Linked DNA regions of Homo sapiens: region 2 is linked to region 1. A link is a loop called in an ENCODE intact Hi-C map of the cell type or tissue named here. Cell type or tissue: endothelial cell of umbilical vein. All regions are shown on one strand. Links, peaks and the distances in the headings refer to the core of each region. The heading gives the core; the rest is flanking DNA.

What was found. Hi-C counts contacts between places; a loop is a spot of excess contacts. Peaks named below come from ENCODE experiments on the same cell type or tissue, not always from the same donor. Only the 100,000 strongest peaks of a DNase experiment are listed, where the experiment ranks them.
Region 2: a loop joins it to region 1, with 2.8 times the contacts of the local background. A loop is called at or near these places in 6 of 110 quality-filtered maps.

Annotation. Positions count from the first base shown.
Region 1 is chr16:14,051,906-14,067,661 of GRCh38, forward strand. It overlaps a transcript of MRTFB not described here. Among named protein-coding and RNA genes, the nearest start is that of MRTFB, 12 kb to the right of the region's middle. In endothelial cell of umbilical vein, for the core only: no CTCF peak of the experiment used is centred there; DNase peaks (open chromatin) are centred at 5,306 and 6,206; H3K27ac peaks cover 2,025 bases.
Region 2 is chr16:13,999,542-14,015,297 of GRCh38, forward strand. LINC02185 (long intergenic non-protein coding RNA 2185) reads right to left here. Exons shown (of 3, transcript NR_110909.1): 2 at 13,831-13,917; 3 at 9,735-10,256. It also overlaps a transcript of MRTFB not described here. Among named protein-coding and RNA genes, the nearest start is that of LINC02185, 8.6 kb to the right of the region's middle. In endothelial cell of umbilical vein, for the core only: no CTCF peak of the experiment used is centred there; a DNase peak (open chromatin) is centred at 8,070.

The DNA of each region.
Region 1 (15,756 bases), core at 5,152-7,651:
ATTTTGAGCTCTCCCTGGACTTCCCTTTACATGCCTTCCCTCTCGTGAATGTGCTCTGCTGAGACCCAGACCTTCCAATCTGGTCTCTTCCTCTCACATCAAGTTTTGCAAGGGGAAAAGACCAGCAGAGAGACTGATTTCCCCATCCATGTGAAGCGCGCCACCCACCCTTACACAAGCTTAAAATGCAAAGTGGTCATACTTTGTTTTGTTATGACCATTTAGAGAGGGTTTTGCATGGGGGGGTGCTGATGTTTCCTTTGTTCTTTACGTGGTAGGATTGTTGGGAGGATTACATGAAATGAGGGAGGAGGAGTCATGGTGGCAGTGGTGGTATAGACAAGGATTGAGGATTCTATTCTTTTTTAAAAACAATTTTTATTGTTACATAATAATTGTACATATTTATGGGGTACATGTGGCATTTTGATGTGTAGAATGTGTAATGATCACATCGGGGTATTTAAAATATCCATTACCTTGAACACTTATCATTTATCTGTGCTGGGAACATTTCAAATCTTCTCTTCTAGCTATTTTGAAATATACAGGCCGGGCACAGTGGCTCACGCGTGTAATACCAGCACTTTTGGGAGGCCGAGGCAAGCGGATCACTTGAGGTCAGGAGTTTGAGACCAACCTGACCAACATGGTGAAACCCGTCTCTACTAAAAATACAAAAAATTAGCCAGGAACGGTGGCTTATGCCTGTAATCCCAGCTATTCGGCAGTATGAGGCAGGAGAATCTCTTGAAACTGGGAGGCAGAGGTTGCAGTGAGCCGAGATGGTGCCATTGCACTATAGCCTGGGCAACAAGAGCAAAACTCCATCTCAAAAAAAAAAAAAAAAGAAAGAAAGAAATATACAATAAATTGTTGTTAACCACAGTTATCCTGCTGTACTATCAAACACTTGAATTCATTCTTTCTATCTAACTTTATGTTTGTACCCATTAGCCAACCTGTCCTCATCCCCACTCCAACACTTCTGGAAACCACCATTCTACCCTCTGCCTCCATGACAGCACTTTTTTAGCTTCCACATGTAAGAACATATGATATTTGTTTTTCTGTTCCTCGCTTATTTCATTTAACATAATGGCCTCAAGTTCCATCCATGTTGCTGCAAATGCCAGGATTTCATTCTTGTTTATGGCTGACTGACATACAATGGTGTTCCATTGTATATATACATTTTTTTTTAGAGATGGGGTCTCACTACATTGCCCAGGCTGGTCTCAAACTCCTGGCCTCAAGTGATCCTCCCACGTCGACCTCCCAAAGCATTGGAATAATAGGCACAAACCACTGTGCCCAGCCCTCTGTGTGTGTGTATGTGTGTGTGTGTATAAATGGATATATGTAATATCCATTTATATCATGTATATGTACACATTTACATTTTCTTTATCCATTCATTTGTTAGACAGTTAGGTGGAATCCATATCTTGGCTATTGTGAATAGCACTGCAATAAACATTGATGTAGCCGAGGCAACATAGTGAGACCTTGACTCTACAAAAAAAATATTTTTTTAAAAAATTAGGCTGGGCACAGTGGCTCACATCTGTAATCCCAGCACTTTGGGAGGCCAAGGCGGGCATATCATGAGGTCAGGAGTTCGAGACCAGTCTGGCCAACATGGTGAAACCCTGTCTCTACTAAAAATACAAAAATTAGCCGGGCGTGGTGGCGGGCACCTGTAATCCCAGCTACTCAGGAGGCTGAGGCAGCAGAATCACTTGAAAGCGGGAGGCAGAGTTGCAGTGAGCCAAGACTGCACCACTGCACTCCAGCCTGAGTGACAGAGCAGGACTCCATCTCAAAAAAAAAAAAAAAAAATAGTTAGGTGTGGTGGAGGGCATCTGTGGTCCTAGCTACTCAAGAGGCTGAGGCAGGAGGAGCCCAGGAGTTCAAGGTTGCAGTGAGCTATGATTGTGCCACTGCATCCAGCCTGGGAGCCAGAGTGAGGCTGCCTCTAAAATAAATCAATACACACACAAGCAAACATGGGGATGCAGATATTTCTTTGATATATGGATTTCCTTTCCTTTGGATAAATACCCACTAGTGAGATTGTGAGGTCGTGTGCTAGTTCGTTTTCAGTCATTTGAGAAACCTCCTTACTGTTTGACGAGTCTATTCTAAATCAACTTATGGCCTAGTGTTCATGGTGATCTGTGCCACTGCCCTCAAACACACCAAGCTCTTTCCTGACTCAGGGCTTTGCGCGTGCTGTTCCCTCTGCTGGGGTTCTCCTTTTCCCATTCTTGACATATTTAGATCCTTTTCATTTTTTCTTTTTTAATTTTATTTTATTATTATTTTTAAGATGGAGTCTCGCTGTGTCACCCAGGCTGGAGTGCAGTGGTGCAATCTCAGCTCACTGCAACCTCTGCCTCCTGGGTTCAAGCAATTCTCCTGCCCCAGCCTCCCAAGTAGCTGGGATTACAGGCACCTGCCACCACGTCTGGCTAATTTTTGTAATTATAGTAGAGATGGAGTTTTACCATATTGGCCAGGCTGGTCTCCAATTCCTGACCTCAAGTGATCCACCGTCCTCAGCCTTCCAAAGTGCTAGGATTACAGGCATGAGCCACCATGACCGGCCCTTTTCATTCTTTAGCTCTCAGCTTCTATGTCATCACTTCAGGAATTCCTTTCCTGGCCTCCTTATTGATTTCCTTCATGGCATTTGTTACAGCTCACAATGATTTGATTTTATTTTTTGTACTTTGTTTTGGTCTATTTTCTCCCGCTAGCTAGTAAGCTCTCTGAGGACAGGAACCATGTCTGTAGGTTCACCTTTATATCCTCAGAGTCCATCATAGTACTTAATAAGCATTTATTATTGAACGAAGCTCCCCCTTAAAGTTCTCCCCCAAGGAATGGAAGCTCTGAAGGGCCTTACTTCTTATACCAGTTTTAGAACAGAGGGTTTCCAGATTCACATTGCTGCTAGAAAACCCTATCAGCAGTAAACAGGTAAACTGAGCACCTCATTAAAAAGCAAAAAACCTTTTGATCTCAAAATAATTTCAGACTTAAGGAAAAGTTGCAAAAGCAACAGCACATTCCCAAAGACCCTCCACCCAGCTTCTCCTAATATTAGCATGTTTTATAACTATAGAACAATGCAAAATGAACTGAGAAGTTAACATGGAGGCCAGGTGTGGTGGCTCATGTCTATAATCCCAGCACTTTGGGAGGCTGAGGCGGGTGGATCACCTGAGGTCAGGAGTTTGACACCAGCCTGACCAACATGGAGAAACCCCGTCTCTACTAAAAATACAAAATTAGCTGGGCATGGTGGCACATGCCTGTAATCCCAGCTACTAGGGAGGCTGAGGCAGGAGAATCACTTGAACCCGGGAAGCGGAGGTTTCCGTGAGCCGAGATTGCGCCACTGCACTCCAGCCTGGGCAACAAGAGTGAAACTCCGTCTCAAAAGAAGAAGAAGAAGAAGTAGTTAACGTGGGTACAATATTACTAACTAATCTATCGACTGTATTCAGATTTCACCAGGTTTTCCCTCTAATGACCTGTTTCTGTCCAGGAACCCACATTACATTTAGCCATCAGTTCTCCTTAGTCTCTTCCAGCCTCTGACAATTCTTCAGCCTTTTCCTTGTCTTTTATGACTTTGACACTTTTGAAAAATACTGGAGGGACATTTTGTAGATGTCCCTCCATTTGGGTTTGTCTGATGTTTTCTCATGATTAGACGGAGGTTATGGGTTTGGGAGAAGAATAATAGAGGTGAAATGCCATTCTCTTTGAATCATGTCTATCATATCAACATATCAACATGACTTATTACTAGGGATGTTAACTTCAACCACTTGATTAATGTGGTGTCTGCTGGGTTTCCTCACTATAAAGTTACCATTTTTCTTTTTGTCATTAATTAATCTCTCGGGGGAGATACTTCACGACTATCTTGTTTCTCCTCAAATGTTTGCTCACTTAAACTTTAGCAAGCATCCATGGATCTTACCTGCAGAAATTTCTACTGTGGTGTTCTAATGGTGATTTTTTTTATTTCCCTCATTGCTTCTACATTTATTAATTGTTTTGTTTGTTTTGTTTTTGAGACAGAGTCTCACTCTGTCACCCAGGCTAGAGTGCAGTGGCACAATCTCGGCTCACTGCAACCTCTGCCTCCTGGATTCAAGTAACTCTCATGCTTCAGCTTCCCAACAAGCTGGGATTACAGGTGTGCACCACCATGCCCTGGTAATTTTTGTATTTTCAGTAGAGACAGGGTTTCGTCATGTTCGCCAGGCTGGTCTTGAACTCCTGACCTCAAGGGATCCCCCCACCTCGGCTTTCCAAAATTTTGGGATTACAGCCATGAGCCACCATGCCCGGCCTATTAATTGTAATTCTTCTTAAGAAAATACTTCCCTCCTTCTTTCCTCCTTTCCTTCCTTCCTCCTTTTCTTGCTTACTCCTTTTCTTCCTTTCTTATTATTATGGACTCATGGGTATTTATTCTATGACTTATAATCCAATATTACCATTAGTTTGTTGCTCAAATTTTTCCATCTCTGGCCATGAGGAGCTCTACATCCTTCCAATAAACCCCAATTATTTTTTGAGCAATTCCCTATTTTCTGGCATCACAAGGTATTCTACAGGCATTTTGTATTTTCTCCGCTCCAGTTCTGGAAGTAACCACCTCTCCAAGGAGCCCTGGTCTCTCTTTTTTTGGAGAATGGTATTTAGAAACCAAGATCTGAGTGGTAGGTGTGCTCACTGCTAGTGGAGAATCCTTGCTGCTGGAGTCTCTCAGTGTTCAGAGCTTGAGAATATATTATGTATACCAATCCATGCATGCATGGATATATCTATCTATCTATGTATCTATCTGTCTATCTATCTATCCATCCATCTGTCCACCTATACCTATCTCTACATATTAAGAAACCTTTAGTTCATACCAATACTACTGATTTCAATTCATCATCACAGCACTCAGTCTAACATCCCTCTTTCCCCTGTTTGTAACTTTGTTTTTTAATTGAAAGACTGATGCTTAAATCCTGGTAAGCTGTAAAAATATGCTCCCTTCTCACCCTTCCTCTCATCTTTTCTCCTGTGGAAATGGTTGACATAAGGATGCAACACTGAATGCTAGATATTGCAGACAGAGGCTACAGGAAAGAGAGCTGAGCTGACATCACGGTCCTTCCTACTGCAAAAAGCACTAATTACACATTTTATACTTTATCGGCAGTGGGGGTGCAAGAGGGTCGGCCTGGGCTCTGGAATGTAAGCTCACTGTTCCAGCCAAAAAATGAGTCAGTTGAGATGGGAATGCAAATTTATTTGAGCAGTTGTGTGTCAACATATTTCCGGAAAAAAAAAATTGTGTGTGTGCCTGTTTTCTGCTCCAGCCTTCTGGAAAATACTGTCACCCGATGGCCCTCTTACTTTGGCAACAATTCTTGTTCCTGGGGGCACCTTACCTCTTGTCTTTTAACCATCTCATTGATTTCTGTCCCCTTCATCTTCCAACACACATGTTGTTCCCTTTCCTTTTCTTCTGACTTCCCATCTTTATTTTCCTTTTCACAGACCCTGTGAATTTTCACCTCCAAGCAGATCCTAGTGGAAACCTTTCATGGCTGGGTCATCAGAATCTTTTCAATACAAAAAGCCAAGCTTACATTTCCCTTTATTTTGTTGTCTGGGACTTGGTTTTTTCCTTAAGTTCCCTGTTCTTGTAATACTTTGGGTGTGGAGGAATTTTCTGTTTTTCCGTCCTTTCATAACAGTTCAGAGTTGTTCACTATGAAACCCCGAGGAATGCTTCGCTGAAAACCCAAATTTTGCCTACCACACTCTGGATATGCTAAAGATAACTAAGGCAAGGCAAGATTGGCTCACTCTGATGGCAAATGAAGTGCTTGTTATTCAAAACTAAAGAGTCCAACTCTGAGCTCCTCCTGGGAGGAAAGAAAATAAGTGTGTTCCAGGTATTATTCCTTTTAGTGTTATCAACAATTCCAGAGGCCCACGGGCCTGTTTGGGATCCTGCCATTCCCAGAGCCAGGGGTGGGGGCCACCTTCACAGTGACCTGAGCTGACCAGAAATAAACCCAGAATACCCCGGAGCAGGGAGATGTCAAGTCAGTGGGAGGGAGAGCCTACGGAGAGCCCGTATTTTCTTAGCTGTATCCAGGAAGCCTGGATGGAATGGGCTTGGCAGGCACCAACTTCCTGGGGAGCCAACTGGGCAGCTTCCCGGGGGTGCCAGGAGTGCAAAATCACCACTGGGGCACTGAACCATCATAAGACAATGAAGAACTCATTTCGCGAATTCCAAGAACACTATCCGTTCTCGGAAGGAATCTTTAGCAAAGTCACTTAGGGTTGGCGGGAAGGGAGGGAGGATGTGGTGAGTAATCATAAGAATAACTACAAGTAGCTACAAGGGCATGCTCCATAGCTTTAATAATAAAAAGAAGGCAACAATAATAGAAATAATGAAGGCAGCTGGAATTTAGTCCAATTCTTCCTCATGAGCCGGGCAATGTACCCAAGTTTGTTGTACACATCAATCTCATTGAATTCTCACAACGACTGTGTGAGGTAGGTACTGTCTCAGATGTGTCATTTCACATCTGGGAAACAGGTCAAGAAGAATGAAATATGGTGCTTGTAGCTGCAAAACTACAAAGTGGCAAAGACTGGATCAGAACTCTCAACTTGCTTTCTTAAGTATTCTTCTGTGTGGTCTTACTGGAAGGGCTTTTCTTTAAACTAAAACATATTTATTTATTTATTTTTTATTTGTATTTGTTTTTTTTTTTTTTTTTTTTTTTTGAGACGGAGTCTCGCTCTGTCGCCCAGGCTGGAGTGCAGTGGTGAGATTTCAGCTCACTGCAACCTCTGCCTCCTGGATTCAAGAGATTCTCGTGCCTTAGCCTCCCGAGTAGCTGGGATTATGGGTGCGTGCCACCACGCCCAGCTAATTTTTTCTATTTGTAGTAGAGACAGGGTTTTGCCATGTTGGCCAGGCTGGTCTCGAACTCCTGGCCTCAAGTGATCCGCCTGCCTCGGCCTCCCAAAGTGCTGGGATTACAGGCATGAGCCACCGCCCCCGGCCCAAAGTAATACATATTTAATCCTTTGTATAACTCATTATTGACATAATATTTTTTCCTTTTATTTTTATTTGCCACATAATAATTGTTCATATTTATGGGATACAGATATTTTGATACATACAGACAATGCTCAAATCAGTGTAATGATCAAATCAGGGTATTAACATATCTAGCACTTCAAACATTTATCATTTCTTTGTGTTGTAAATATTCAAAATCCTCTCTTCTAGCTTTTTGAAAATATACAATAAAATATGTTAATTATAGTCACCATACAGTACTACAGAAGCCTAGAACTTACTGCTCTCATCTAGCTGTAATTTTGCTAATCCGTTAATCAACCTCTCCCTGCCCCCTCTCCCCGCTACCTGGAAGGGTCTGCCTTGTAAGCTATAGGCTTTGGTTTTGCTGAGCTGAGTATTCAGGTGGTCATGGCTGATATTTTAGTATAAGTGTTAGGATGCTAGTCAGATGACCCAAGGACAGGACGACAAGCTCTGCCCTCCACACAGATGCAATCTAATGACAGAGGCATCCAGTCGGCAGGTGCAAGGCCATTTGCAGGGCCACACTGTGGAAGATGGTGACAGCACATCAAACTGAGTGTCCAAGGATTATGCCTGCAAACCATGAGTGTTCCAGTGTTTAGAGGCAAGGTTGTGAGAAAGGAGGAAAATCATGCTGGACAGAAAGACAGGCGTGAGCCAAAACACAGAGGAAATGGCACAGCATGTGCCTAGAAAGAGAAGCTTGGAGTTGGCTAGAAGATAGGGTCCAAGGTGAAGGGGAAGACAAGAGCTAAAGCTGGAGAGATAAGCAGGGGCCTTGTGCAAACCAGTGGGGCCTCGGACTTTAAATATGGAAGGACCTGGGTCTGAATTCCAATTTAGCCATGTGCTCGCTGTATGATCATGGGCTACATTTCAGAACCCTTCTCAACTTCAATATTCATATCTGGAAAACAGAGAGACATGTAATTTTTTTTTTTTTTTTTTTTTTTTTTTGAGACGGAGTCTCACTCTGTCACCCAGGCTGAAGTGCAGTGGCGCAATCTCAGCTCACTGCAATCTCTGCCTCCTGAGTTCAAGCAGTTCTCATGCCTCGGCTTCCAGAGTAGCTGGGATTACAGGAGCCCGCCACCATGCCCAGCTAATTTTTGTACTTTTAGTAGAGACAGGATTTCACCATGTTGGCCAGGCTGGTCTCGAACTTCTGACCTCAAGTGATCTGCCCGCCTCGGCCTCCCAAAGTGCTGAAATCACAGGTGTGAGCCACTATGCCCGACTGAGACACATAATTTTATGATATATACGTTAGGCTGAGAGCCTATGCACCCAGTCTTGGGTCACACAGTTGATGAATGGATTCGCCAGGAAACACATCTATTTTTATTACAGGTCAAGCTTTATAGTTCATAAAGCTCTCATATATTCTCACTTCATTTCGCAGGTTTCAGGTCTCTTACCCTGTTTGAATTTTCATTTTTCTCTCTCGGCACCAGTCTTCTCCAATCTACGTAGCCCTCAAGGGTAGGGACCACATCCTATTGTTCATCACGAGTGGTCCATGGTAATGCAGGGGTCTCAGGCTTGGCAGTGCAACAGAATCACTGGGAAGCTCCAGAAATCTGCAGAGATCTGGGCCTCATCCAAGGTGTGTTGAACCAGAATCTTTAGAACTGCTGCCTGAGCTTTTTCTCTTATCCAGGTGGGGTTTGGAAACACAGCAGAAATATGTTCAAGGGAATCAGTGAGCAAGTGACCATCCTAGATATATCAGGCGGGATAGGCTAGTGCATGCTATGACAGCCATCAACCAGGAGCTGCTTAAAACAACCAAAGTTTGGCCGGGCGCGGTGGCTCACGCCTGTAATCCCAGCACTTTGGGAGGCCAAGGTGGGCAGATCAGGAGGTCAGGAGATCGAGACCATCCTGGCTAACACAGTGAAACCCTGTCTCTACTAAAAATACAAAAACTTAGCCAGGTGTGGTGGTGGGAGCCTGTAGTCCCAGCTACTCAGGAGGCTGAAGCAGGAGAATGGCGTGAACCTGGGAGGCAGAGCTTGCAGTGAGCCAAGATGGCGCCACTGCACTCCAGCCTGGGCGACAGCGCAAGACTCCGTCTCAAAAAAAAAACAAAAAAAAACACCAAAGTTTGTGTTTTGCTCATTTTGTGCCCACAATGGGTTGGCTGAGGGCTCTTCTCAACAGAGCCAGCGCCATCCTGGGCATTGCTATTTGCCCTGCCAGAGACACAGAGCTCTGGCCCAGAAGAGATACTTACTCTCTCCATTCACACTCCTTGGCCAGAGCTAGTCAGAACACCTCACCCAAGTGGAAAAGGAAGTGGAGCCCTGCATGTGCCCAGAAGCTGGGGAGCCTGAAGTCAGTCATTGGTGAACAGCACAGATAACTACCAGGTTCTATGAAGCTGGCATCACTAACTTCATTTCACAGTGAGACTTAAGAAGCTTGTTCAAGGCCAGACAGCAAATATGGAGCAGGATTTGAGGTCTTTTTTTTTTTTCGGTCTGGCTCAAGGTCATCTTTTTTTTTTTTTTTTTTTTTGGTAACAAAGCTGGATAGTGCAGGGCACTCAATCTAGTGGTTAAAAGCCTGGAATCTGTACTGCCTCCAGACCCTCAGCTCTACCACTTACCAGATGTGTGAGCTAGGCAAGTAATGGAACCACTTTACACCCATCAAAGAGAGAGTCAAAGGAGGGGGAGGGCCAAGGAAGGATGTATTTTCTGGAATGAAGTGTTTGGAACCAGGTAGGACTTGCCTGAGTAGGACTGGTAAGGTGGGGAGGGAATAGATTTTAAAATTGCACAGAATTTAAGGTGGTTCCTGACATAGCCAGGGAAGAGGCATGCTTATTCCCCAGAAATTGCTCCCTTCCTCCCTGTACCAGTGTAAATATTTGGGCTTCAAAGAACAAAGAAGCCAACTGGAGTTGGTCTGACCACATGCATTAGCTCAGGGAAGAGAGTGGCCAGGGCTTTGTGGGTCTGGGGTCAGTCCAGCAGCTTGGTGATGTCATCAAGGACCCAGATTTTGTTTTGTTTTGTTTTGTTTTGTTTTGTTTTTTGAGATAGGGTCTTGCTCTGTCACCCAGGCTGGAGTGCAGTGGCACAATCACAGCTCACTGCAGCCTCAACCTTCCAGACTCAAGCGATCTTCCTGCCTCAGCCTCCTGAGTAGCTGAGACTCCAGGCACCTGCCACCACTCCTGGCTAATTTTTATATTTTTATTTTTTGTAGAGATGAGGGTCTCGCTATGTTGCCTAGGCTGGCTTTGAACTCCAGGCTTCAAGTGATCCCTGTGCTTTAGCTTCCAAAGTACTGAGATTACAGGCGTGAGCCACCCACCCAGCCTCCAGGATCTTTTGGCATCTGTGCCATGCATGCCCTATGTTAAGGCTCATTCCCATCACAGCTGTTGGGAAAGCCATTGGTGGCAACAGAGGTTCCAGGTAAGCAGGGGGAGTGGGCTGGCTTCCTGGGTTCTCCCTTACAGCAGAGAAAGTTTGCCTCCCCACTACCCCCGGTGAGCCCCTGTCCAAGTCTCACAGGCTCTGATTGGTTTTGGCCTGTAAGGGGTCGACGTCCTTGGATGGAAACGCGAGCTGGTTTAAGCAGAATTGGGAATGCAATAGAGGATGTTAGGTATCCCACAGAATCACTGGGAGGGCCAGAGAAAAGAACTTGAGGCTAAGCTTCTAGGAAAAATGCCCCAAACCACACTGCAGGCCTGGCTGGATGAACTAAACTCCACCCTGCTCCTGCGCCATGAAACATCAGTGCCAGGAGCCTGCCCTCACTTTAGCCGCTGCTGCCGTCAGCACGGGGCCCACTATGCCACTGGGAGCTCGACCCTGCAACCACTACCCCCAAAGCCAGCCACTTCTGCCACTGACACTTCAACATTCTCATGGGGTGCCTCCAGGTGACAGGGCCGACATCATACGGCTTGTCTTAGTTGCAAGGAAGGCAGGAGATCTGCATCTTGATATCTTCTCCGGGGTGCCCGGACTTACAATGTGGGATTTCCTCAAAGACAGATAGGTTACAGATACAACGCTGTCTCCTACATCCTGCCCATCCTTGATCCAGCACTGGGTGCGGCAGAGGTGGCAGGATTGAGCTTAGATTGACCAACAGGAACGATGAGTATCTGAGGACCAACGACGTTGCTCACAACACCCTTCTGCTTCTGGTTTGATTTCTTTCTCTCCACTGCCTCCATGTGCTCGGGGTGCACATGTGTCTCAAGATGTCATTAATTTTTTAAAATCACATGTATTATTATATATTATGCCCAAATCACATAATCTATTGTTTTTTAAATTATAGTTTCAGGGGCACATGTGCAGATTGGTTCTATAAATTGCATGTCGACAGGGTTTGGTGTATGTATTATGTCGTCACCCAGGTAATCAGCATGGTATCCAATAGGTAGTTTTTTGATCCTCACTCTCCTCCCCGACTCAACCCTCAAATAAACCCAAGTGTCTATTGTTCCCTTCTTTGTGTCCACATCTGCTCAATGTTTAGCTCCCACTTATAAGTTAGAACATGTGATGTTTGGTTTTCTGTTCCTGCATGAGTTCACTTAGGACAATGGCATCCAGCTCCATCCACCATTCCTGTTGGTCAATCTGAGCTCAGTCCTACCACCTCTGCCGCACCCAGTGCTAGGTCAAGGATGGGCAGGATGTAGCAAACAGCTGTCGTACCTGTAGCCTATCTGTATTGAGATGTCCATGCTGCAAAGGACATGATCTCATTCTTTTTCATGGCTGCATAGTATTCCATGGTGTATAGGTACCACATTTTCTGTATCCAGTATACTGTTGATGTGCATTTAGGTTGATTCTGTGTCTTTGCTATTGTAAACAGTGCTGCAATGAACATACACATGCATGTGTTTTTATGGCAGAATGCTTTATATTCCTTTGGATACATACCCAATAATGGGATTGCTGGGTCCAATGGTAGTTCTGTTTTAAGTTCATTGAGAAATTGTCAAACTGTTTTCCACAGTGGCTGAACTAACTTATATTATCACCAGCAGTGAATAAGCATTCCCTTTTCTCCACAGCCTCGTCAGCATCTGTTATTTTTTGACTTTTTAATAATAGCCATTCTGACTGGTGTGAGATGGTATCTCACTGTGGTTTTGATTCGCATTTTTCTGATGATTAGTGAGGTTGAGCATTTTTTCGTATGCTTGTTGGCTGTATACATGTCGTCTTTTGAAAAGTGTCTGTTCATGTCCATTGCCCACTTTTTAATGGAGTTGTTTTTTGCTTGTTAGTTTAAGTTCCTTATAGATTTTGGAATTAGATCTTTGTAAGATGCTTAGTTTGCAAATATTTTCTCCCATTGTGTGGTTTGTCTGTTTACTCTGTTGATAGTTTCTTATGCTGTGCAGAAGTTCTTTAGTTTAATTAGGTCCCATTTGTTGATTTTTATTGCAATTGTTTTTGGCATCTTCATCATAAAATCTTTGCCAGGGCCTATGTCTAGAATGGTATTTCCTAGGTTTTCTTCAAAAGTTTTTATAGTGAGGTTTTATATTTAAGTCTTTAATCCATCGAGTTGATTTTTGTACATGGTGTAAGGAAGGGGTCCAGTTTCAATCTTCTGCATATGGCTAGCCAGTTATCATGGCACCATTTATTGAAAAGGGAATCCTTTCCCCATTGCTTGTTTTGGTCAACTTTGTCAGAGATCAGATTGTTGTAGATGTGCAACTTTATTTCTGGGGGCTCTATTCTATTCTGTTGGTATATGTATCTATTTTTGTACCAGAACCACGCTGTTTTGGTTACTGTGGCCTTGTAGTATGGTTTGAAGTCAGTAATGTGATGCCTTTGGCTTTGTTCTTTTTGCTTAGGATTGCTTTGGCTATTTGGGTTCTTTTTTGGTTCCGTGTGAATTTTAGAATAGTTTTTTCTAAGTGTGTGCAGAATGTCATTGGTAGTTTGATAGGAATAGCATTGATTCTGTAGGTTGCTTTGGGTAGTATGGCCATTTTAACAATATTGATTCTTCCTGTCCATGAGCGTGGAATGTTTTTCCATTTGTTTGTGTCATCTCTCTTTTCTTTCAGCAGTGTTTTGTAATTCTCATTGCAGAGTTCTTTCCCCTCCCTGGGTAGCCGTATTCTTAGGTATTTTACTCTTTGTGTGGCTATTGCAAATGTGATTGCATTTTTGATTTGGCACTCAGCTTGGATGCTATTGGTGTATGGAAATGCTACTGATTTTTCTACATTGATTTTGTATCCAGAAACTGTGCTGGAGCTGTTAATCAGATCTAGGAGATTTGGGGCTGAGACTAAGGTTTTCTAGGTATAAAATCTCATATTATCTTACAAACAGGGATAGTCTGACTTCCTCTTTTCCTATTTGGATGCTTTTAATTTCTTTCTCTTGCCTGATTGCTTGGCCAGGACTTCCAGTACTATGCTGAATAGGAGTGGTGAGAGTAGGCATCCTTGTCTTGTTCTGGTTTTCAAGGGGAATGCTTCCTGCTTTTGCCCACTCAGTATGATGTTGAAGATGCCTCTTAAAGCCTGGTGTGATGGTGCACCTGTAGTCCGAGCTACTCAGGAGGCTGAGGAAGGGAGACCACTTGAGCCCAGGAGTTCAAGGCTGTAGCATGCTATAATCACACCACTGCACTCCAGCGTGGGCAACATAGCAAGACCCCATCCCTAAAAAAAAATTTTTTTTAATGTATTTTAAGGCTCTGGTCCACCCTGCCCTCCCAGCCACTAACACTTAGCACTTACCTCCTCTTTGCTGATCTCTAGAATGCTCTCCCCTCTCCTTCCTGCCTAGTTCTCTCTGATGCATCCTTCACAACACAGTCCAAGCAAGTTCTTTCCTACCCTTCCATCCAGCCATTTTCTTGTCATTTGCTCCTCTTTTTCATTCTACTTACTACATTGTATTTCAACTTTTATTGGTTTAATTATTTAATTAACACCTCTCTCTTCCTCTAGACCATAAATGCCATGAAAGCATGGACTATACCTGTCTTGCTCATAGTTATTGACATACTAGCTGGCACTTAAGTGCTTAATACATTTTTTATTGAATGAATGTGCATAAAACAAACCCCACTATAGGACTTTATAAAATTCTTCTTGGATCAAAAGACACTTTAATAGTGCTTTTTTTTGGAAACCATACCTTATTTTTTATTTTTAATTTATTTTTATTGATTTTTTTATTTATTTTATTATTATTATTATTTTTTGAGATGGAGTCTCACTCTGTTGCCCAGGCTGGAGTGCAGTCACGCGATCTCGGCTCACTGCAACCTCCGCCTCCTGGGTTCAAGCGATTCTCCTGCCTCAGCCTCCTGAGTACCTGGGATTACAGGTGCATGCCACCACACCTGGCTAATTTTTATATTTTTAGTAGAGATGGGGGTTTCACCATGTTGGTCAGGCTGGTCTTGAACTCCTGACCTTGTGATCTGCCCACCTCGGCCTCCCAAAGTGCTGGGATTATAGGCATGAGCCACCGTGCCCGGCCTATTTTTTTATTTTTTAAAACCTCTTACTTTTAAGCTCTGTTGGACTTGATGGAAACCATACCTTAAACCTTTAGGGGTGTGCATATGAGACTCACCTCTGTGTTTTTGTTTTTTATAGAGATGTGGTCTCTCTCTCATGCCCAGGCTGGAGTGCAGTGGCACGATCACAGCATCCTACAACCCCCAACTCCCTCTCCCTCCCACCTTGGCCTCACCAGTTGCTAGTACTACAGGCACAAACCACCATGCTTAGCTAATTTTTTAATGTTTAATTTTTTGTAGAGACAGGGTATCATTATGTTGCCCAGGCTGGTCTCAAACTCCTGGCCTCATTCAATCCTCTCTCCTTAGTCTCCCAAAGTGCTGGGATTACAGGAGTGGGCCACCATGCCTGGCCAGAATTACCCATTTTGTTTGTTTGTTGTTTTCAAAGAATAACGCCCCGTGGTCTTGTTATGCCCACCCCTTCCCCATGAGGATCACTTCCACAGGTCCACAGGGAGCCGCTCACATTGATGGGAAAGTATGGCACATCTTGTGTCAGGATGGAAACCTAAATTTGGCACAGCAAGGCCTGAGGTTAGTGGCAACTTCAGTTCCTATAAAACGTTCCCTCAAATCATGATGTCACTTTGGTGTTAACCCTCTTTTTTTTTTTTTTTTTTTGAGACAGGGTCTCCCTCTGTTGCCCAGGCTGGAGTGCAGTGGTGTGATCTCTGCTCACTGCCAGCCTCTGCCTCCTGGGTTCAAGTGATTCTTATGCCTCAACCTCCAGAGAAGCTGGGATTATAGGCATGCGCCACCACACCTGACTAATTTTTGTAATTTTAGTAGAGACAGGGTTTCACCATGTTGGCCAGGCTGGTCTTGAACTCCTGACCTCAAGTGATCTGCACGCCTTGGCCTCCCAAAGTGCTGGGATTATAGGTGTGAGCCATGGTGCCCAGCCTGGTGTTAACCCTTAACCACATCAAAATTCTCTTAAGTTTCAGCTCAATTTTTTCTTCGCTTTTATTTTTGCCTATGAAGTGACTTCCAAGTCATATCTTTAAAAATATTTGGGTGGCTTTTCCTATAAAAGCAGAGTC
Region 2 (15,756 bases), core at 6,867-9,366, 51 kb before region 1:
TCTTTTGCATGGGAGCCATCAGTATAAAGATGCAAAGTTTAGAACCACTGCAGGCATTTGTGACCATGGGGAAGATTCTGGAACTGTTAGGGGCTGTGGGGGAGCATCGCATGGTGCCTGAGGATGAAGCCAACACCACAGAAGGTAGAGCGAGAGATGGAGAACGCTGTGTCCTTGTGAAGCCATTGAGCCCCAGGATCGAGCCTCGCCTGAAGCCAGGCCTATTGCTGGAGGTTTTAGTGGCCTCCACCAGTTAAATGCTCTTTATTATATAAGCCAATGTAAGTGGGGTTTCCTTGCTGCATAAAGAGCCTATATGATAGAAACATTGCAATAGGCACCCAACAACACTGAGGGCCTCCTCTGCACCTTCAGTTTCTAGGAGGAAGTAAGCCTGTTCCAGGACCCAAATAAATGGTCTCGCCTCCCCCTTCTCTATTTCAGTGTTTCCATGCCTCCTGTCACCATAGCACTGTGACTCTCATGGAAAGGCAGAGGAAGCAGAGGAGGAGAGGGTGCCTGTTTCCAGGCTGCGTTGCCACATTGGGGTGGGGGCTGGAGAGACAGAGAGAGAGAGAGGCGGCTCTAAGCCTGACATTTCAGGATAGAGATAACAGGGTAAAAATAAACTCCCAAGCGCCTGTAGCAGCACTCGCTTCTCTGGCTTCACAGTTATCTCTCTCTGCTTCGGGGACAGAAGGGTTCCTTTCGGGTCACCCCTTGGACTGCCCCTTCCCAGCCCCCGGCGGGGGAGGAGGACGCATAGGTCATTGATTTACATCTATCTGTCTACACCTGCTCTTTCACCGCTGGCAAGTCAAGGGATTGATCCCCTCCATCCCGTAGCCCCTCTTTTTATCCTGCAAATCACCTTTCACATCTGATGCTCCAGGAGCTCAGTGAGGTGAGTGAGTCAAGGGCCGGGGTCTCCCCATTTCCCAGTTGGGAAAAGCAGTGGGGCTTGGAAAGATGAAATGATTTTCCCCAAATCACACAGCTTTTTAGTGCTAATGTGTTCTGATCTAAAGCCAGGGCCTTTTCTGCCTTTCCATCTTCAATCAGGAGTAAAAGCAGTTTGATTCCCTCTCTGCAGGGCTTGTGGACAGCCATCCAGGCTGGGTACACACAGCTCCTGGGGGTGGCGTTCACATCACCTGGGACACAAGTATCATTGTGTGTCTCCTGACAACCACACCTCTCTGTCCCCTTTGTCCCCCTTCCCATCACACAGTGTCTGAGTTTTGTATTTGCCAGTGAGCCACCTACTTGCTTACTACAGAAGGGTGGCTGGGACGACACAGTGTCAAGGAACCCAACCCAGCTCTGCCACTGAGGTCCACAGAAGGTCTCTGAGCCTCAGTTTTCTAATCTTTAAAATGGTGATCAAAATAAACCAACGTAGGATTAAATAAACCATTGCATGCCAGGCCCTTGGCCTGTGCCTGATACATGATCATCTAAATGTTGGAGCTTCCTGTGACAATGACAGCTTTTCCTATGCTGGTGTATGGGTATAGCGACTACGTCCCTCACCCATGTCCGCAGTACCTGCCCTTTGAGTTCTTTCTCTCTCAGTGGCCAAGGATTTGCAATGAGCCATTTCATCAGTTAAGACGCTTGTGGTTGCAAGCAACCGAAACACTGATCCTCACTGGATTACATGAAAGGGGAATTTATTGGCTTGGTGGGTAGCTCCAAAGGCGGCCAAGGGTAGAGCCTAGCTTCGGGCACAGCTGGATCCAGGATGGAACCGATACCATCAGGATTGGGTTTCTCGGCTCCATTATCTGCTGTGAGCGCCCTCCTCATAGGGGATACAGGGGTTCTGGCATCTCCCCTTCTTGGGTTCAAAGCCAGTGGGAAAGATCCAGCCCCAGCATTCCCAGAAAAAGCCTCTTTGCATCTCACTACCCATCTAGAACCCATCACCGTACCCAAAGCAACGAAGACAAGCGCGGATGGCCCGAGGTGGGTCCAGTCTGCTCAAACCCAGATCTGAGAGTAGTGAACAATGATCGCCCAGAGCAAAATCAGGTTTGGCCGCCAGAAGCAAAGGTGACTTCAGCAGCCACCCACTCTCCTCAGCCTCGTGTCCCACGGTGAACACTGATGAACTGGCTTCTGTCATCCCAGGGAAGAGACGGGCTTCAAGCAGGCTGCAAAACCAGGCCGGCGGGCTCCGACAACAACTCTCATCCAAAGTTCCCTCGTTGCCATCTGCTGACCAGCTGGACCCACTGACCTCAGACCAGAACCTTCCCCAAGCTTGATCTGCAGCCTGCCACCTGGGGAACCCACTTCGCTGAATAGGAGCTGGAAATCTGGGCTCTTTTTCAGGCCTCTGCCATGAGGCACTGTATCCTTGTTCCAACTCAATTATTACTGATTCATTATTTGTCTTTCCTCTAAAAAGAACCAGCCATAACAAAAAGCCCCTCTCATGGTCTGTAGAAAATAAATACAACCAAAAGCAATACTATGATTAAAAGATAGCTGGTTGCTCTCGCTCGCTGTAAGCCTGAAGACTGGTGCTGTCATGGTTGCTAAAAGGCAAGATTAGGCCAGGCATGGTGGCTCATACCTGTAATCCCAGTACTTTGGGAGGCTGAGATGGGTGGATCACCTGAGGTCAGGAGTTCAAGACCAGCCTGGCCAACATGGTGAAACCCTGTCTCTACTAAAAATACCAAAATTAATTGGCCAAAGTTGGGGGTGCCTGTAATCCCAGCTACTTGGGAGGCTGAGGCAGGAGAATCGCTTGAATCCAGGAGGCGGAGGTTGCAGTGAGCCGAGATGATGCCACTGCACTCCAGCCTGGGTGACAGAGCAAGACTCCGTCCGGGAAAAAAAAAAAAGGCAAGGTTAGCAAGTGTCCGGGAGGTGTTAATGACCTAGGCTAGCACCAACTTGAGACTCGATGAAATTAAAACAACTGAAAACAAATTAGAAAGAGAATAACTTCTACTAGGTGATTCTGCTGCGTTGAATGCTGGAGGGGTACATTTCATGTAAGTTGCCTGCATCATCGACAATTCTCTCACGTACTGGTGAGTCTGCCACTCTAAATGTGTAAATACCGTTTATACTGGTCAACCAGCAACCACAAAGACACTCTTGAAGCTTCCTCTCTCTCCCCTCCTCCCCAAGCCTGCAGGAGAGATGGAAAAGAAGCGGGTAAGAGAACACGAAAGATTTCTTTAAAAATAATTATGGTAATTACGTATGCATTTCCAGGGGGAGATTCTGGGAATTATTCCTAAAAGGCTGGAAAGAATTTCCTCTTTTGATCTCGATTCTGAGCCAGAGAAAATCAAATTAAGAAAGAAAAGCAACAGAGAATTCTCGGTGGGGAGGAAGGAATGGGGTTGGGGCTGTTCGTGAGGTTCTGGGAGAAAGATGGAGAACAGGACTCCGACACCTTTCTCTCTAGATGTTGGTAGACTTAGGAGGAAGAAGTGAGAGAGAGAAAAGATGAGACAGGTGAGGTTGTGTCCTTACATCTTTCTTGCAAGGCTTCACTCCCTCCCCTTGAGGGGCCACAAAGATGGTCCCCCTTGAGCTATTGAGGACGTAGTTTTTTGTAGCTTTTCCCACATCACACGTGGCTGGCCAGGCATCCTCCACAATGGCCCTCCCTTGCAGAGGAGCCCTGTGAATTCCAGCCAACACTCCGAGAGCCGCCACAACAAGATGAGCAAGTGTAGGCGTGTGACGAGTTTTTTGTTTCTTTCTTTTTAATCCTCCCTTTCAGGCACAGGGAGAAATGGTCCTGTCACTTCTCTAAATTTTCTTCCGCGGTTGCTAAGCAGCACGCCTCTGCCCCTTCCACTTCCCTCTGCTCCTGCTTTCTTGTCTCTCTCCACCCTCCACCCCCGCACGCTCACAGTGCTCTTCCCTGCCGTGGTTTGGAAATCAGAGAACAGCCCCCAGGCAGTTTGCTGCTCCCAGAGCCACAGCAGTGCAATGGCAGTTCCCGACAGAGGCGTCTCCCAGCCTGCTCTGCAGAGCATGCACGTAGGTCCTGGCAGGGAAGACCACTGCTTGAGCCCCTCTGCATTCACCAGCAGAGCTGGGGCCGGCCGGCCTGCCTGCCTGCCTGCCTCCCTCCCTCCCTCCCTCCCTCCCTCCCTTCCTTCCTTCCTTCCTCTACACTTCTTTCCTTCTTCCTTCCCTCCCTGCCATGCTACAATAGCCTTTGCCTGGAGACTAGAGGGGGGAAACTCAAAAGTATGCAGGCACCAAACACTGCATTTCATGAGGGAATGAGGCTGGATGTGAGACGATAGGGAATGGTGAGGACTGTTCCCTAAGTACCTGCCTAAGGAGGCCTTGCACTAGCTCCAGCCAACTGGTGTTTCAAGGGAACCTGGGCAACTTCCAGATTTTTAAAAATCTCAATGCAGGACAAGCAAAAACCCATCTGTGGGCCTCCAGTCTGTGGAGGAGAGCCAAGCAGGGTCCATAATGCGGGTTTGTGAGACAGTTGCATTTGAGGGTTCGTTGGGTGGTTTTGGCAGCAGAATGGAGGACTGGTGGGAGGCAGGCAGGGACTGTGGACAGCAAGCCATGAGCCCCAGGAGCTCCTTGGAGAAGCCAGAAGGCTTGGTGGCAGCCCCGGACCTTGATTTCTGTAGGACCTTCATCCAGTGGATGGGAGAATGGCTAGCTGGACCGCAGACAAGTAACCGGGGTGGAGGGAATGGACTGTCACTTTTCCCTTGGTTCCCAAAGCCGCCCATCCTGTTCCATGATGCCAGGCCCTAGGCCAGAAGGACCACAGGTTAATCAGGGTCAGGCACTGAACAGATGGGGCCTCAAGGGATCCCAGAGGTCCACGGGTGAAGCTAGAATGATGTATCGCTTTTCAGCTAAGTTGCAACCGCAGGGAGTCACGGTGGGGTTACTGTGGGTCGGGTGGAAGTGGCGTAAAGAAGGCCTGTGCTCTGACCTCCTTTGGGGACATTCAGGGGCACCATGATCAGGCTCTCCCCCACTGGCCAGGATGGCCAGGACACAGCCCACGGGGCCCCATGGGGCTCTGTCTCCCTGCTCCCTTTCCCATTGGCCACAAAGACTTTGGATGACATTGAGACCTGAGCCAGACACAGGGACTGCAACCTTCCCAAAACAAACCAGCCAAGTCCCAGAGGGAGTGAAGGAATGGCCGAGTGCTGAGCTCTGTGCTGCAACTGACATTTGGAAGAGGAAGCTTCAGGGCCCAAAGCTCAGAGAATGCACTTCCTGGGTTCTGTTCAGTCACTGGAATTACCTCCATGACAGCTTTCTCCAGAAGCTCCTCTGGGCAGTCAGCATTTCCATCTACCCTGGTCAGCATAGAACCAGCTCCCATCTGTCCACCTGGATCTCAGTCTCAGTTTCTGAGGCCCGGTTCTCCCCCAGGGGCTGGGCTGCAATCAGCAGGGACTAAATCTCACTGCCAAGGGCCTGGGCCAAGGCATCCAACTCTCTGTGCTCCAGGAAGGGCTGAAGGAGCCTGCATGACTGGAGGTGGGAAGGCTACATCCAGATCCTCACACACCATCATCCCATTCCTTGGCCCCTGGGGGCTGGCACTGCCCTGTGAGCCTCCAGGAACTGATGAACAACAGCTGAGAACACAAAAACGATCCATGGAGAATGACAGAGCCAGCTTATTTCTACATTTCTTTGTTTTTTAAAGTAATGAAGGGAGCTCTCTTCAGAAGCCTTTGGTTCCCTTGGCTTTTCAAAGTAGTAAGGAAGGGAGGAAGGAAGTTGAGGCTCTTAAAGTCAGTTCTACTCAGGGAGTACTGATTGATGGCCGATCACACACCGTGCAAAGGAATGTAGGGTCCAGTACAACCTGCATCACCCAGAAAGATTCAGCAGAGAGTGAGAGCCTCGTCCTCAGCAGGCAGGGGAAGCCAGGCACCTTGCAAGGGCTTCTGCATTCCATCATCACTAGTTTCAAGGAGCAGGTGGTATGATTCCCATTTAGCAGATGGGAAAGTAAAGCCCAGAGGTATTTAGTAATTGTTGAGAGGCCATGCTGGTAATGAGGGCAGAGCGGGGACTCAAACCAGGGCTGTCTGGATGGTTGCAAAGGCCGTACTATTTTCTGCAGAACACCAACTATGGGAAAGCATGTTCCGGAGATGGTCCCAGAGATTGCTGGATTCAATACAGGAAATGTTTTATTGAGTGTGGGGAACCTGAAAGGGACCAGCTTTTCCAGTCCAGGGCCCCCTTAGGCCAGTCCCCCAATTCATCCATCAAATACACATGTCCAGTTTCTGCAGCATTGGAAAATGCCTGGGAAATTATTTCACAAAGAATTTCAAGCAAACAGAAAAGGTATGTGGGATAATATCATGTTCCACTGCCAAGCTTAAGAATGAATGTTACGGCTGGGTGTGGTGGCTCATGCCTGTAATCCCAGCACTTTGAGAGGCTGAGGCGGGTGGGTCACTTGAGATCAGGAGTTGGAGACCATCCTGGCCAACATGGTGAAACCGCATCTCTGCTAAAAATACAAAAATTAGCCGGGTGTGGTGGCTCACACCTGTAATCCCAGCACTTTAGGAGGCTGAAGCGGGTGGATCACCTGAGATCAAGAGTTCGAGACCAGCCTGACCAACATGATGAAAACTTGTCTCTACTAAATACAGAAAAATTAGCTGGGCGTGGTGGCGCATGCCTATAATCCCAGCTACTTGGGAGGCTGAGGCAGGAGAACCACTTGAAGCCGGGAGGCGGAGGTTGCAGCGAGCCGAGATTGTGTCATTGCACTCCAGCCTGGGCAACAAGAGCAAAACTCGTCTCAAAAGAAAAAAAAAAATACAAAAATTAGCTGGTTGTGGTAGCACGCGCCTGTAATCATGGCTACTCCGGAGGCTGAGGCATAAGAATCGCTTGACCAGAGGCAGAGGTTGCAGTGAGCTGAGATCACGCCACTGCACTCCAGCCTGGGCAGCAGAGTGAGACTCTGTCTCAAAAAAAAAAAAAGAAACGTTAGAATTATAGTTGAAGCAGCCTGTGTCTCTCTCATGCACTAACCATTTGTGCCCTTATAATCCACATGCATGTCTTTCTGCGTTCGCTGCCCTTGTATGTGTTCTAAACAATAGTATTGTTTGCATGTTTCAATATTTTCATATAAATGATATGTTGTATGTATCCATATGCAACTTTTTTTTTTTTAAAGAGCTTTATTAGCTGGGTGTGGTGGCTCATGCCTGTAATTCCAGCAATTTGGAAGGCCAAGGCAAGAGGATTACTTGAGCCAAGGAGTTCAAGACCAGCCTGGGCAACATAGCAAGACCTCATCTCTACAAAAAATAAACAAAATTAGCTGGGTATGGTGGCAAATGCCTATAGTCTCAGCTACTTGGGAGGCTGAGGTGGGGGGATTGCTTGAGCTCAAGAGTTCAAGGCTGCAGTGAGCTATGATCGCACCACTGCACTCCGGCCTGGGCAACAGAGTGAGACCCTGTCTATTAAAATAAAGAAACAAAGAAAAGAAAACCAGCTTTATTGAGATGTAATTCGTACACCGTACAAGTCACCAATTTAAAATGTACAAGTCAATGGCTTTCAGTAAATTCAGAGTTGTACTGCCATCACTACAATCAATTTCAGAACACTTTCGTTACCCCAAAAAGAAACACGGCCACCTTCTCAGCCATCACCCACCAGTCTCCCCATCCTCTCTTGGCAACTCCTAATTTCCTTTCTGTCTCTATAGAAAGGAAGTGTTCCTATTCTAGACGTTCCATATATGGAATTCCACAGATGGAATGCCATTTATAATGGAATCATGGACCTTTGAATCTGACTTCCTTCACTTAACATCATGCTTTTAAGTTCCCCCATGTTGCGGCAGGGATCAGTTCTTCATTATTGACAAAGAATGTTTCATCATATGTATAAAGCACATTTTATTTATTCACTCATCAGTTTACCATTTGGGTGATTTCCACTTTTGGCTATTATGAATAATACGGCTATGAACATTCATGTACAAGTTTTTGTGTGGACATATGTTTTCATTTCTCTTCTATATACCTACGAGGGAAGTTGCTGAGTCATATGGTAACTCTAAGTTTTTGAGAAACTGCCAAACAGTTTTTCAAAGCTCTGTGCTACTTTACATTCCCACCAGCAATGTGTGATGATGGTTCGAATTTCACTACCTCCTTGCCAACAGTTATTACGATCTGTCTTTTTTATTATAGCCACCCTAGTGGGTGTGAAGTGGTATCTCATCATCTCATCATGGTTTTGATTTGCTTTTCCCTGATGGCAAATGATGTTGAGCATCTTTTCAAGTGTTTATCGGCCATTTATTTATCTTCTTTGGAGAAACGTCTATTCAGATCCTTTGCCTGTTTTTAATGGGGTTATTTGTCTTTTTATTATTGAGTGGTAATCATTCTTTATAGATTCTAGGCACAAGTCTCTTATCAGATATACAATTTGTGAAAATTTTCTCTCATTCTGTGGGTTGTCTTCACTTTTTTGACGTCTTTGAAGCACAAAAGTTTTCCATTTTAAAGTCCAATTTAGCTGGGCATGGCGGTACATGTTTGTAGTCCCAGCAACTCAGGAGGCTGAGGTAGGAGGATCACTTGAGCCTAGGATTTCAAGTCCAGCCTGGGCAACATAACAAGACCCCATCTCTTAAAAAAATAAAGTCCAATTTTTCTATTTTTTCTTTTGTTGCTTATGCTTTGGGTATCATATCTTAGAATCCATTGACTAATCCAAGGTCATGAAGATTTCCTCCTATGTTTTCTTCTAAGAGTTTTATAGTTTTAATGCTTGCATTTAGGTCTTTGATCCATTTTGAATTAGTTTTTGTTTATGGTGTGAGTTAAGGGTCTCACTTCATTCTTTTGAATGTAGCTACTCCGTTGTCCTACCACCATATTTAAAACAGAATTGTGTTGGCTGCCTCGTAGAAAATCAATTGATCAGAAATGTGAAGGTTTATTTCTGGACTGTCAAGCCTAGTCAAGTGATCTATATGTCTGTCCTTATGTCAATTTCATAGTATCTGATTACTATAGCTTTGTACTAAGTTTTAGTACTCAGGAAGTATGAACCCTCCAACTTTGTTCTTTTTGAAGGTTAACTGCTCTGATTCTCTTGAATTTCCATATGAATTTTAGGATTGGTTTGTTAACTTCTGCAAAAAAGTTAGCTGGTATTTTGAAAGGATGGCATTGAATCTGTAGATCAATTTGAGAAGTTTTGCTATCTTAATATTAAACTTTTCCATCTATAAACATGGGATGTCTTTCCATTTATTTAGGTCTTCTTTAGTTTCTTTCAACAATGTTATATAGTTTTGCAATGTAAAAAGCCTCATACTTCTTTGGTTAAATGTATTCCTAAGTATTTCATTCTTTTTTAAAATTTTATGTATTTATTTATTTTCATTTAGAGACAGGGTCTCTCTCTCTGACACCCAGGCTGGAGTACAGTGGCCAGATCATAGCTCACTGCAGCCTCAATCTCCTGAGTTCAAGTGATCCTCCCACCTCAACCTCCTGAGTAACTAGGACTGCAGGCATGGCCACTACACCTGGCTAATTTTTTAAAATTTTTGGTAGAGATAGAGTCTTGCCGTGTTGCTCAGGTGGTCTCAAACTCCTGGGCTTGAGTGATCCTCCTTCCTCAGCCTCCCATAGTGCTGGGATTAACTGGCATGAGCCACCATGCCTGGCCTTATTTTTTATCCTTTTTGATGCTCTTGTGAATGAATTTTTCTTAATTTCGTTCTAAATTTTCTTCTTTTCAACATATAGAAGAACTACAGCTGGTTTTTGCATATTGATCTTGTATCCTGCAACCATACTAAACTTGTTTAGTCATTCAAATAGTTTTTGGTAGCTTCTTCATAATCTTCTATGTACAAGGTTATGACAACTGTCAAACAGAGACAGTTTTATTTCTTCCTTTCCAATCTGGATACCTCTTCTTTTCTCTTGCCTACTTGTTCTGCCTAGAATTTTCCAGAACAATGTTGAATAGCAGTGGCAGTAGTAGACATCCTTTTCTTGTTTCTGATTTTAGAGGGAAAGCTTTCAGTCTTTCACGATTAAGTGTGATGTTAGCTCTGGGTTTTTCATAGATGCCCTTTATCTGGTTGAGGAAGTTCCCTCCTATTCCTAGGATACTGAGTGTTTTTATTGTGAAGCATATGTTTTGCTCTTCTCCCCCCAACAACGTGAGTTTTATCCACGTGTCACTGTGGTTTGCAATGTCGACTTTCACTAAAGATGTTGTAGGGCAGATAAAGGAGAAGGTTAAATCACATATCACCCCTCTTCTCTAATTACATCTTCTTTATCTCTCTCAAGCTACCTAGCATTTGCCCCTGCCACGACTCCCCCTTCCACCCCTGCCCCAGGCAAACTCTCTCCTCTTTCATCCACTTGCTCACCAGAGGGCTTTTAGCAAAACAGAAACCCTCTTCCTTTTTCATCCATCTGGAGATAAATAAAGGAGAGTGGGAGTTCCAAAGAAGAATCCCTTCACTCTGCTTGGTGGGGAGAAGGTAGAACAGCAAATCTTCCTGAAGGAGGGTGTGTTTGAGCTTAGATTAGAAGCTGGGTAGGATGCTGCCAGGGAAGGAAGAAATAGCTTGAGCAAAGACATCTCAGGTTGTGCCCTGATGAAAGGGAATTTAGCCCCCAACAAGGTCCAGGCAGTTTAGCCTCAACAGTTCTTACAAGGATCTTCTATTCATATGATAATTACATGGAGTGGATCTCAGTAGACTTGCTATGATATGATTTATTTTCTTTTTTGAGACAGGATCTTGCTCTGTCACCCAGGCTGGGGTGCAATGGCAGGATCATGGCTCACTGCAGCCTCAACTTCAAGCAATCCCCCTGCCTCAGCTTCCCGAGTAGCTGGGGCCACAGGCTCAGGCTACCATAATTTTTTAATTTTTTGTAGAGATGGGGATTTGCCATGTTGCCCAGGCTGGTCTTGAACTCGTGGACTCAAGTGATCCTCCCACTTCAGCTTCCCACAGTGCTGGGATTACAGGTGCGTGCCACCATGCCTGGCTATTTTTATACAGATGAGGTCTCCCTATGTTGCCTAGGCTGGTCTCGAACTCCTGGGCTCAGGCAATCCTCCTGCCTCAGCCTCCCAAAATGCTGGGATTATAGGCATGAGCCACCATGCCTGGCCTTCATTTCTGACCTCTAGAGTTGCCTTGTCCAATATGGTAGGCATTAGCCACATGTGGCCATTCAAGTGTAAATTAAGTAAAATTAAATAGCATTAAACATTTACTTCCTATTTGCACTAGATACATCTCAATAGCCACATGTAGTTAGTGGTTACCGTATTGGATAGCACAGCTATAGAACATTTCTGTTACCACAGAAAGATCTATTGGACAGTGTATTCTAGTATTGGAGGGAAGAAAGCTGTAATGAAGATGACTGAGGGGTCTGAGCCAGACAGGTGGGCCCCAGGCATAAGGTGAAGATGGCCTGGCCTGGGCGTTAGTAGGCTGGGTGCCAGTTCTGGCTCTGCCACCCCTGTTCCTGTCACTTTTGGACAAATCTCTTCCCTTTTCTGGTTTTCCCATTGTTGAGAAAATGAAATTGTTGGGCGATGTCATCCCAGGAGCCCAGGCAATGATTGACAGATTCTGTGGTTGTTTAGCCAGAAAGGGATGTATTCAGCTGTTTCTTCCAGATGTAGAGAAAAGAGCCTTGGACTCAGGAAGAAAGCAGCTGGTTCTGGTGCTACCCAGCTGAGCCATCATGGGCAAGTCACTTCACCTCTCTGAACCCCATTTCCACATCTGTGAAAGTGGGTGAGAGGGTTTTGGGAGGATGAATTGAGAGGAGTTAAAGGAAAGCACTCTGAGAAAAGAAGAGGGATAACATGATGTGGCCAGGTCAGCTCAAGTGGGAAAGTTAGCATAAACAAAGCTAAATGGGTTTATTTGCTACAGGATTTCTCAGAACCCTTAATATGCTAATGTGCACTGTGAATCCCTAAGTATTTCCTAAATTAATAAGAGCACAGAATTCCTTTTAAAATAAAATTATTATTGCCAGGTGTGGTGGCTCACGCCTGTAATCCCAGCACTTTGGGAGGCTGAGGCGGGCAGATCACTTGAGGTCAGCCTGGCCAACATGGTGAAACCCCGTCTCTACTAAAAATACAAAAATTAGCTGGGCGTGGTGGTGGGCGCCTGTAATCCCAACTACTGGGGAGGCTGAAGCAGAAGAATCACTTGAACCCAGAAGGTGGAGGTTGCAGTGAGCCAAGATCATGCCACTGGACTCCAGCCTAAGCAACAGAGTGAGACTCCGTCTCACAAATAATAATAATAATTCTTGCAAGGAATGCTCACAGGCATTCGTTATTGTTACAGGGAACCCACTTGGGAATTGCCCTTGGACAGGGATAGAGCACTTTCCTTGGCCACAGCTTGGACTAATGGCTGTCACCCAGCATTGCCCCTGAAAAATGTCTGGTCTTAGGAAGAATTGGAAAGATCTGGGTTAGATGACATCATGGAGATGGCTTAGAGTGCAGGCAGCCTCCAGAGGAAAGTGGGAGGGAAAAGTGAAAATCTGGAGAAGGTGAGGGTGGCAGCGAGAACGTACTGTTTACTCAACGCAGGTGCAAACTACAGGGCAGGCAACGACCTTGACATTTTCTTTTTCTTTTTTTTCTTTTTTTTTTTTTGAGACAGAGTCTCGGGCAGGCAACAACCTTGACATTTTCTTTTTCTTTCTTTCTTTTTTTTTTTTTTTTTGAGACAGAGTCTCGCTCTGTCACCCAGGCTGGAGTGCAGTGGTGGAATCTCAGCTCACTGCAACCTCTGCCTCCCGGGTTCAAGCGATTCTCCTGCCTCAGCCTCCCAAGTAGCTGGGACTACAGGCACCTGCCACCACGCCTGGCTAATTTTTTGTATTTTTAGTAGAGATGGGGTTTCTCCGTGTTAGCCAGGATGGTCTCGATCTCCTGACCTCGAGATCTGCCCACCTTGGCCTCCCAAAGTGCTGGGATAACAGGCGTGAGCCACCGCGCCCGGCTGACCTTGACATTTTCATAGGCATCATTTCCCATCCTCAGGACAACTCTGAGAAGCAGATGGTGTCATACCCATTTCCCAGATGAGAAAATGGAAGCTCAGGGGGTTAAGCAATGTATGAACGTTTAACATGCAGTAAATGGTAGAACTGGGATTTGAACTCAGGGCTGCCTGAGTCCAAAGCCCATACTCTAACCCCTCTGCCTCAGGGTGCCTAAAATGTCATGGCCCTGGAGCTTTCAGCCTGTAGGGGATGAGAAGGCAAACCGCCTGTGGTTTGTAAATCTAATATTATCATCTGACTTTTTCCTGATATCTTAGTGAGGTCTTTTCAATGGAATAAGCTTAATACGTTATCCTCCCCCAGTCTTCCCAGTTTCCCATCAAATAAAGATGATTCAAGAGGCCCCAAATGCAGAGCTAAAATCAGCCTTTCATCCTTGCCACCTCCCACCTCTCACTCCTCTGGGAATTGCTAGGATTTAGGAGGCCAGTATTGAACTTGAGATTTCAAGAACTGTTTTTGAGTGGCTTACAGCTATGTCCTGAGCGCTCTGAGTGAAGGCAGAGGTGCTGGTTAGCAAGGTGGGAGGCAGAGATACCGAGCTCCCAGGCAGGGATGAGGGGCACAGCATGGAGCAGTGACTTCTGAGAGTGTTGTGTGTCTTCATGGATTGTGCAATCTCTATCCGGAAATTGATCAATTGCAATCAAAAGCAGTGGCACCAATTTATAATCTTTTAGAATCTAACTTCTTAAGGGTATTGAATCTTTACCTCTAAGGCAATCAGGTCCAGATGGCAAAGGGAAACCCTCTTGTCACCAGCTCTTGGGCATTTAAAAACAGCATGGCAGGTTGCGGCCTTGCAAGGAAAGAAGAGGGGAAAACATTGTAAATACTGTGTACCCTGACTGTGTTGGCTGCACTTGAAAACAGGCATCTTCATTTGCAGTTAATTAGATTAACTCAGCTGCGATTACGAATGGAATTCCTTGCTCCAGCAACAGCGAACGTTTGTTGAACATGTGTTGTAATCTTGCCTTTAAATACAACCACATGTATGACATATTTTGTTTTCTCTTGGCCATTGGACTGGAAAACTATTAATACAACATCTGCTTTGCTTTCTGATTGAATCAGGGGCAAAGAGCAGGTCTCTGTAGTGTCCTTCAGATTATGCCTGGGATATCAAGTTACAGCTGCTAACCACTTTCCCACTGCTTAAGAATCCAACCCTGAACGTGACTTTTCTATTGGAAACGCAGGTCTCACTCACTGGAGGACCAAATTACCTCCTGATCTTGCCTCCAGCATGTGAAGTCCACCCTCGCACCTCCCACGCCTGAACAACTCACTATTGTAACCCCTTGTTAGTTTTTTAAACGGTACTCAACCCCATTTCAAATCATTTTATTTTTCGCTTAGTCGTTTGTCTGTCTCCACCATGAAAATATTCCCTCCAGAAGGGCAGGACCCATGTCTATTCCCCATGCCCTCCCCTCCTCTCCCCTAGGGCCAAGAACACTTAGCAGGCAACTGAATAAATATTTGTTAAATAAATCACGGTGTTTCCCAATTGCGTGGAGAATGAAGTAAGAGTGAAGACTGGTGAGAAAGTGACAGTCTTCTTGCAATCATTTCAGTCCTGATAATATCAAGAGTCTCAGTGCCGGGCAAGGTGGCTCATGCCTGTAATCCCAGCACTTTGGGGAGGCTGGGATGGGAGGATCACTTGAGGCCAGGAGTTTGAAACCAACCCAGGCAACATAGTGAGACCTTGTCTCTACAAATTAAAAAAAAATAGTAATAGTTAGCTGGGCATGGTGGCACACGCCTACAGTCCCAGCTATTTGGCAGGCTGAGGCAGGAGAATTGCTTGAACCTGGGAGGCAGAGGCTACAGTGAGCAGTGATTGCGCCACTGCGCTCCAACATGGGCAACATGGTGAGACTCTTGTCTCAAAAAGAAAAAAAAAAGCCAGGCGCAGTGGCTCACGCCTGTAATCTCAGCACTTTGGGAGGCCAAGACAGGTGGATCACCTGAGGTCAGGAGTTCGAGACCAGCCTGGCCAACATGGTGAAACCCCGTCTCTACTAAAAATGCAAAAAAGAAAAAAAGAAAATTAGCCGGGCATGGTGGTGGGTGCCTGTAATCCCAGCTACTCAGGAGGCTGAGGCAGGGAGAATTGCTTGAACCCAGAAGGCGGAGGTTGTAGTGAGCTGAGATCGTGCCACTGCACTCCAGCCTGGCGACAGGGCAAGACTCCATCTCAAAAAAATAAAAAATAAAAAACTCTCAGTTCGGTGTCTAACATCTCTTTTCCTTGCTATTCTCATCCCCCAACACCTCCACACTCCCCACACCCTGCCTCTTTTTTTGTTTAAATAGAAAGTACATCTTGGGGCTCAGAGTGAAGGACAGTTATCGAGGCTAGCTAGGATTTCATACTATTGTTTGGTTTTCTGAGTGTTTAATCCCTTTCAAATAACATTTGCGGCTCTACATGTCTGGTAGTAATATAAAGTTTCCCTGGGAAAGAAATGTAAGTGTAAGTGTATTGCTTTAAAGGGAAACAGCCACAATGCAAGTGAAATGAAACAAAAGGCTTGGAGGTGTCTCTGCATGGCTGAAGTTTGGAAACGAATGCACACAGGCATGCACATTCATCCGTGGGACTATCCGCTTAGAGTTCTGTTTGACC